2 separate regions of the Homo sapiens genome follow, and region 1 is linked to region 2. A link is a contact called in ENCODE Hi-C or POLR2A ChIA-PET data. All regions are on one chromosome and are shown on one strand. Each heading gives the region's core, a stretch centred on a gene start or an enhancer-like site at or near the end of the contact. The rest is flanking DNA. Distances are from core to core; before and after follow the strand shown. Region 1 holds the start of DMXL1 (Dmx like 1). Region 2 holds the start of FEM1C (fem-1 homolog C).

Region 1 (4,324 bases), core at 996-3,495, 3.5 Mb after region 2:
AGACGGGGTTTCACTGTGTTAGCCAGGACGGTCTTGATCTCCTGACCTCATGATCTGCCCGCCTTGGCCTCCCAAAGTGCTGGGATTACAGGCGTGAGCCACCGCGCCCCGCATCTTGTTGCTCAGTTTTATTCTAATACGTGGAATGCTCTTCAAAACTAACAAATGGGCAAAATAGAATGAGTAAACATGTTAAATTATGAACCAGCCACAGAATTTATGTGGGAGCCACACAAGTACAACAATCCTGGTTCTGGGTCTAAAATATAAAATTAAAAAGCACTTGAAGTATAATTTGAAATAATAAAAGACAAACTGTAGGTATGTTAGACCTCAAAAAATAAGTATATTTTAAAAAAAGACAAATTAAGTTTTGTCCCTTATCTTATGAAAAGCCTGGAATACATAATGAAATTCATTTTTTAAATAAGTTTCGGGTTTTTTTTTTTTCCCCACATCAGATGGGTAATGTGCAGATGATGGCGCAACAAGGTTTGAGGGAGGGACGTCTCACACAAGTGTGAACACACAATCATCCCACTTATGAACTAAAAAGTATCTCGTAAGTAGCTTTTTATTGTCAGACAAAGTAAATGTACATTGCAAAAAATGTAGTAAAAATAAAAGGAAATAAATTTACTAGTACTCGTCCCACCCTAGTATTATTATAGTTTGAAGTCTTCATACTACAACAAAAGGGGGAGTTTCTTTATTTTCTTTTCTCTCTTTTTTTTTTTTTTTTTTGACTTTCTCTCTTGTTGCCCAAGCTGGAGTGCAATGACACGATCTTGGCTCACTGCAACCTCCGTCTCCCAGGTTCAAGCGATTCTCTCGCCTCAGCTTCCCAGTAGCTGGGATTACAGGCGCGTGCCACCATGCCAGGCTAATTTTTTAATTTTTAGTAGAAACTGGGTTTCACAATGTTAGCCAGGCTGGTCTCGAACTCCCAACCTCAGGTGATCCCCCCGCCCCCACCTCGACTTACCAAAGTGCTGGGATTACAGGCGTGAGCCATCGTGCCTGGCCTATTGGAGAGTTTTGAGGGTTGTTTGTTTTGAGACGGGATCTCACTCTGTCACCCAGGCTGGAGTGCAACGGGGGTCTTGGCTCACTACAACCTCTGCCTCCCGGGTTCAAGTGATTCTCCTGCCTCAACCTCCCGAGTAGCTGGGATTACAGGTGGGAGCCACCACGCCCGGCTAATTTTTGTATTTTTAGTAGAGAAGGGGGTTTCACTATGTTGGCCAGGCTGGTCTCGAACTCCTGACCTCGTGATTCACCCTCCTCGGCCTCCCAAAGTTCTGGAATAATAGGCGTGAGTCACCGTGCCTGGCCTATTTGGAGAGTTTCTATACACATTCATGCAACATTTACAGAACACCCTGAATGGGTGGGACTGGTGCGGTGCTAGACATTAAGGACAGACTTGTGTCCTGTTCCTCTGTATTCCAAAGAGGCTTACGGTATACAGGGGGAGACATATAAACAGATGTTTGTCAATTATAATACAAAACTTGTGTCAAAATACAATGAGAGTTGAATCTCAGTTTGTAGCTGTGACTCTGATCATTCTGGAATTCCTAGGTTCTTTTCCAAAACAAACGCTCAATGCAGGGCTGGTGTGTTGTTATTACCAGCACTATTTCAAATCACGTGTTAAGATAACTTAGGCTAAGAAAATACCACTTTCCTACTTGTCAAGTGTTCGAGCCTTTCAAAAACCATCCCGTTTAGGGACTTGGAAACACGCGCAAGGCTGGAGAAACCATTAAGCTGCTAACGTAGACGTTTCAAGGGTCACATTTACTCAAGAGACACTCAGGTCGCCCGGGGGAGCGGTGCATATTGGGACTTGTAGTCCTACCAGAACCGAGGAAACTGCAACTCCCTTTAGGATGCACTTCTCCCCTTTAAATTTTCTGGCCCAACAGTTAGATGACGCCCTAACCTAAAGCACAACTTACCACATCTCACTCATTCTGGGTTCATCAGGCTTCTGCCAGGCTTATCAGGTTCAAGCTCAAACGCACGGCGTTCTCCTGTAGAAGCCTCAAAGAGATTGGCTTATTCTCGGTGGTGGGCGGAGCCCTAGGTGGACCGGGGGTCGGGATTGGCCAGTTTCTGACTAGAAGAGGCGTTTTTATGTTCACTTGCTGATACGCACGCTGTGGTAAAAAAGTGAATTCTTTACCACAGTAGCAGCTGCCCCGAGCGAAGTCTCGCGATATTTCGGCCGCAGGGATCCAGAGGCGCGTAGTGAGTGGCGGAGGACTGTGGGGGTGGCGGGCACCGGAGCCGGGAAGGGACAGGTCAGGCGGGGAGTGCGAGCGCGTACTGCTTGCGCCACTCGGGCTGGGTCAGGAGCGGCTGCCCGAGGTCCAGAGGAAGTGTGTGGACAGCGCGGCCTTCCTGGCCGGTGAGTCGGCCCCGGGTCGTGGCCGGTGAGGGGACCCTGAGCTTCACCTGGGCTAGCGCGGGGAGTGACAGGTGCGCGAAGGAGCGCGGCGCTCCGCCCTCTCGCCGACCCGCCCCCTCCGGGCCTCGCCCTCCGGGGCTCGGGATGAGTCGCGGGCCCCAGCTGAGCGGCTCCGGCTCCAGGCGCCTGTCGCTGCTTCTGCCGTCGCCACCGAAGAGCGGCCGCCGCCCCTGAGGGAAGGAGGGAGGGAAGCAGCCGCTGACCCGTGGCATGAGCTGGATGCGGTGTCCGTTGCAGGACTAGGGCGCCGACATGAACCTGCACCAGGTGCTGACCGGGGCTGTGAACCCTGGCGACCACTGCTTCTCCGTGGGCAGCATTGGCGACCAGCGCTTCACGGTGAGTGAGGGAGGCCCTCGCGTCGCCCGTGGCCCGGCCTTTGCCCGTCATTCTGGGCCGAGCTTGGCCCAGAACGACGGGCAGAGGCGCGAGGTCTTGTCTCCCCAGGGGGGTCCTTACCACCCAGAACCCAGCAGACCTGGCCCTTGAGAACTAAGGAAGCAAAACCATGTCGGTCAGTGAGGTACTGTATGGAGCCTGAACTCAAGTTAGAATATTTTGTAGGATTTTTAAAGTTTTTGGTCTGTCTGCCTTGGGCCAGGGTGCTTTGCCAAAGTCGTTTGTTCAAAAATCTTTGTTGAGTAACGAGTTGGGGGCTTTTTTATACCATTCTATAGGTTCAAATTGTCAAATTTAGGAATAGTGGAGATTGGTTTCATTTTGTATTCTAAGTTAAGGTCAAGTATCTTTGTAGTTAAAAAGTGGGTGTCTCAAAACAATTACCAATTGTTTGCCATCAACAACTAGCCTTGAGAACAGTGTTTTTCATTTATTTTCTTTTCTAATTCCCTGAGAAATAACTTCGGAAAGAAAAAAAAGCCTTTTCATTTTTAAAAATATTTCTTGGATATTTTACAATAACCTGGTAATCCCAGGTTAAGGTTGCTTAACTTGCTTTTCATTGGTCACATATTGACAAGAAGAGGGCACCAAATTTCGGGCTACTTGTCAGTATAGTGGCATTTTTCTACCTTAACTATAGGTTTTTTTTTAATAACAATTTCAAAATATAAGTCAGTAATTGCACATGATACTTTTATCTACATAAATTTATAATGCTAATGATTTTTGCTACAATTTGTGTAGATACCTCTTTAGTTGTGATTAAAAGTAAAACTTGTCACTGCCTGGGAATACTAAGTGCTGTAGGCTTTTTTCTTTAAAAAAAATAAAAGTAAAACTTAATTTTGTATAAGTGACACAAAGTAAACAACGTAACCAATGCCCCAGGTTTAGGAGTGTTAAATTTCTAATCTTTTTCTCTGCTTTTAATTTTTCTGTGGTCTTTGTTGGTCAGAATAAATAATACTCAGCATTTAAAATGGTGGAGGCATTTAATGCCTGAATTGTACTTTTAGAATTGTGCCAAGAAGCATTTTGTTTTCAAATAGAGACTGTACCTCCCCTTTAGATTGACTCATACACATCTTAATTATCGGGATTCCAATTCTAAATGTTTGCCCAGCCTGAATACTTGGGAAAAGAGTGAGCTCTGAGGGTCCCAGTGAGCAACTATAGTTTCCTTACACCTGGGCATTGCTCTCTGCTCTTGCTGCTTGAGAGGAAAGTAAACATCATCCTTAGAAGGTTTTCCTAGTGGGAAATTATAGGATAATATTGTTGCATTCTCTGTCATTTCCTAAATTTATATGAGTGCTTTCTCCAGTGTAAATTCTAAGAACTTTTGCTTTTTAAAAACTTTTGAAATGAGGTCTCCCTCTGTCACCTAGGCTGGAGTGCAGTGGCGGGATCACAGCTCACTGCAGCCTCGACCTCCCCGGCACAAGC
Region 2 (4,150 bases), core at 703-3,202:
GGAAGACTTACCTAATCAAAACAGGTCTGTCAATGCTGGTTTACTCAACACCAGTGCTTATAATGATGTATCAAACTTCCTGAAAATAAGTGGTAGACATTTAGAAAAACAAAGAAGCTGAACTCACCTTTGACACTTTTTCTATTAACATCTGCCCCCTTTTCAAGTAAATACTGAGCAATCTCTTTATGTCCTTTGTAACATGAAATCATCAAGCACGTATGCCCATGTCGGTTTGACACTTCCAAATCAGCTTTGTGTTCTACAAGGTACTTCACTATTTCCAAATGGCCATCGAAACACGCAGCTCGAAGAGGAGTTGAATTGGTTAAAGTCGTGTTGTTGACAGATGCTCCATGATTTAACAAGGACTGGACCACCTTCAGATGTCCTGCTGCAGAAGCGGCCCATAAAGGGGGAGCCCCCTCAATGGTTTCGCCATCAAAATTGACGGAGCCCCCAACTTCTATGGAGGCACTGCATTGCTCTAGGAGGAATTCCACCATGTCAAGGTGCCCATACCTGGCGGCCATCAAGAGTGGCGTGGCCCCATTTGTTTTTTCAGAGATCAAGGAGGAAACCTCCTCTTTGGATTTGCTTGCCAACAATTTGGTGAGAAGCCGGAGTTTGCCATCCCGAGCTGCGTTAAATACTGCTGTCTTTAGATCCATTTATGTCCAGTTGAGAGGCTGTGCTTTATTTATCTTTCAAAGCAGAGCTCCAGTTTAACTCTATCGACACAGGCAAGAGTCACAGGAACCAAAGTCCAATGTTAATTGCTGCACCCCAGAACGGATACACAACCACGAAGAGTATGTTCCGTCCTACTGCTTTCCAACATCTGACAACCAGGGCACCAAACTAGAGAAAGAAAAAAAAAGTAGCAGCATTTAATTTTCTATAGAAGAAGGCAAAACACTTCTTAATTTCCACTTCTGTGGGAAGAAAGGAATAAAAGCTATACTTCAGGCACTACTCCATCCCACACACCCCCCCCACCCCCAAAGAAAAGGTGGTAAAGAAAAATACAGAAGGATACACAGAGACCCAAATGTTCTGGTCGCAGGCAGTCTCCTCCATGTGCGGAAAATTTAAACACTACAGGCAGCCCGTTTTCTCGCCTCCAGCTCTAACCAGCCAAGCTTTGTTCTAGTTTTGCTTTGCACACGCCCAGGGAGAGTACAACCGAAAGAGGCAGGAGACTCGGGTTCAGAAATGTTTCTCTTTCTTGCAACTGCAGGAGAGCTGGCCAAGGGCGCCAGGCTGGAAGGCCTGAGGCCGGGTTTCGAGAAAGAACAAAAAGGTCGGACACACCAAACCCCGGCTAAGGCCAAAACTGTGCCCCGAAAGATTCTCTTTCCTTTAAAACTACTCACGGCTCTCAGGAAATCCGCCTGCCTTTTAGTCATTAACTTCGCCCGCCCCATTTCGATCACCCCCCACCCCCCGCCAAGGGATGATCCGCAGGTTCCTCAAACCACAGTCGCCCCAACACAACCTTCCCCTCTCCCTGTTCCAGACAACGGCAGCCCCCTCCCAATCTCCTCCATCGACCACAACCCCCTCCCGATGGGCCAAGCTGTGGCCTCCAGCCCGCTGCCCGCCTTCGGCTCCCCCGGCGCCCTCCTTCCCGCCCAGGCCTTCCGCGGGCACCTCAGGCCCCGGCCCGAGCCCTGGCAGGCCGCTGCCGCCGCCACTACCTGCCCGGGGACTAGTCCTCCCCGCCGCCGCTGGTCACTCGGGCTTTGTCCGTCCCCTTCAAAGGGAAACCGTTGTCCCCACCGCCGCCCGGGCCGCCCTGCTCCGCCTGCGGCCGCACAGCTCCTCCATGCTCCGCGCCCCAAAGGAATGAATCCGGCCGCGCTGTTCGCCACGCCCCGCCACCCGAGCTGCCTCCCGCCCTTAGTCGGCTCGGACTGCAGCGGCTGCAGCGACTGCTGCGACGGATGGTGTAATGGGCTGCGAGCCGGGGGCCGGACAAGCCTGAGCGTCACATCACTGACTGTGCCGCCACGCCATTGGGCCGGGGGAGGGCGGCGGCCGCGGCCAGCAACAGCCTAGGCGCGGGGCGGGGCGTCGCGGCCGGGGTGGGGCGACGGGGAGGGGGCGGGGCCTGAACTACTGGGAGGACGTGCCTGCGTGCAACGCGCTGGGGGGCGGGGCGCTGCGAGGGGGCGGATCTGTGCCCATCGAAGCGGCCCGAGGCAGCTCGAGTTCTGAGATCTCGCTGGCTCTTCTCCTCTCGGATTTTCGGGGTGCTCCCTTAGGGAATCTTTCGGTCCCATCTCAGAGACCCCAGAAGGGAAGTGTATTAGTGCGTTTTCACGCTGCTGATAAAGACATACCCGAGATTGGGTAATTTATAAAGATAAAAAGATTTAATGCACTCAGAGTTCCACGTGGCTGGGGAGGCCTCACAATCAAGCCAGAAGGGGAAAGGCACGTCTTACATGGCAGCAGGCAAGAGAGGAAAATCAGAGCCAAGGAAAAAGGGAAACCCCATATAAAACAATCAGCTCTCCTGAGACGTACTCACTACCACCAGAGCAGCATGGGGGAAACAGCCTTCTTGATTCAATTATCTCCCACTAGGTCCCTCCCACAATATGTGGGAATCATGGGAGCTAAAATTCAAATTTGGGTGCGGACCAGTATTACCCTCACACACGTGAAGTCTCTCGGACTAGTCTTCCGTCCTTACTTTGGTGGGCCCTGGAAATTACCAAGCTCGTAATTACACCTCAGAACACACACGGAGGAAACTGAAATTTCAGAAAATGTGATTAGTTTTGGAGGCTGTCAAACTGACTCTCTTTCTAAAGTAGCCTCTAAAAAGCATAAAGGCTACGAGGAATGGTAAACCCTAAGAGCAATGTAAAGTCAATGAGGTCAGGTTCTTGAGCTCTGAGTAATAAATCGGGAACTAAAGCTTAAAAGGTTATATATATGAATGAAAAGAATTACTTCTTCATATAGTAGTTGATAAACCTCTGGAATTTGATGCTAAAACCTACGTTGCATTAAACTAGGATGAAAAAGTTTAAATGTGTTTGGGAAATAACGCCCATAATGAATCCTGATGAGAAAACAGAATTTTTGAAAATGGACCTTCAATCACTTTGTTTGAGGGAACTTAAGCTCACATAATTCCTTAGTACCACTAGGAGAAATAGAATATTACAGTAGGCAGTCTGACCCTCAGCATATGTAATCCATAACGTTATGTTAGAAGTCATGCAGCACTAAAAACATTTATAAAAAATCACAACTTCATTTTTGTATATTGTAGTGTTGTTCAGAAGTTTATGTAGTTTTGCATAATTGAAATAATTTTCATACAACTATATATTTTGCTTTTCCTTTCTATACTCTAAACGTTTCTTATGTTTTTACAGTCTTAATAATTTTTAAGTATAGCATAGTATTTCCCTTAGGTAGTCAGTATCAGACTACACTCAACATCAGATTCCCAAAACTGAAGTTAAGGTAATTGCCACTGAGAAGAAAATATAAAAGAATAGAGTATAAAGGATAAGATTGACCATCCATAAAAATTAACCAGCCAAGAGGACTGGCTGTTTTATCCCCAGCATATGTCACAGTTCTATACTCTCCCAGGGTACAGATAACAGTGTACAGTGTCCCAACCAAGGCCTAACCTGAGCTGACCTGTCTCTCTCACCTAATTCAATAAGATGTAAACATTCACATCAGCCATCTTCAAACTGAGCTCTGTATCCCTCATGGGATTGTTAAGGGATAGACGGACACTTAGTTTAAAGGCTACCAATTTCTGCTGTGGCTCACACCTGTAATCCCAGAACTTTCGGAGGCTGAGACAGGCAGATTGCTTGAACCCAAGAGGTCGAGACCAGCCTGGACAACATGGTGAAATCCCAACTCCACACACACGCACACACACATGCACGCACACGCACACACACACAAAAAATTAGTCAGGCATGGCATGCAGGAGGCTGAGGTGGCAGGATCACCTGAGCTGAGCTGGGGAGATCAAGGCTATAGTGAGCCATGATCACACCACTGTGCTGCAGCCTGGGCCACAGAAGGAAACTCTGTCAAAAAAAAAAAAAAAAAAAGGCTACCAGTTTCTGAATCTTCAATTTACACCTACGTTCTTTCCTAAAAT

What was found. A loop is a pair of places that touch in the nucleus more often than their neighbours do. ChIA-PET counts read pairs that join two places held with the same protein, here RNA polymerase II (POLR2A). Pooled maps may share reads with other maps.
Region 1: a loop to region 2 is called in a map of CD8-positive, alpha-beta T cell, with 6 times the contacts of the local background. The contact joins the promoter of DMXL1 here to the promoter of FEM1C in region 2. A Hi-C loop is called at or near these places in 2 of 168 maps with a recorded cell type or tissue (CD8-positive, alpha-beta T cell and naive thymus-derived CD4-positive, alpha-beta T cell), 1 of 37 single-sample maps with no recorded cell type and 10 of 50 pooled maps. POLR2A ChIA-PET finds 5 or more read pairs at or near these places in 1 of 52 experiments (WTC11).

Annotation. Positions count from the first base shown.
Region 1 is chr5:119,068,842-119,073,165 of GRCh38, forward strand. It overlaps DMXL1 (Dmx like 1), which reads left to right and starts at 2,246. Exons shown (of 44, transcript NM_001290321.3): 1 at 2,246-2,815. The coding sequence starts at 2,729. It overlaps DMXL1-DT (DMXL1 divergent transcript), which reads right to left and starts at 2,049. Exons shown (of 3, transcript NR_134250.1): 1 at 1,965-2,049. LOC124901209 (small nucleolar RNA U13) reads right to left here and starts at 559; the gene lies at 456-559. RefSeq lists silencers at 2,013-2,092, 2,403-2,682.
Region 2 is chr5:115,542,823-115,546,972 of GRCh38, forward strand. FEM1C (fem-1 homolog C) reads right to left here and starts at 1,953. Exons shown (of 3, transcript NM_020177.3): 1 at 1,701-1,953; 2 at 128-861. The coding sequence starts at 671. RefSeq lists enhancers at 1,502-2,268, 1,810-2,104 and silencers at 1,534-1,703, 1,754-1,803, 1,904-2,243.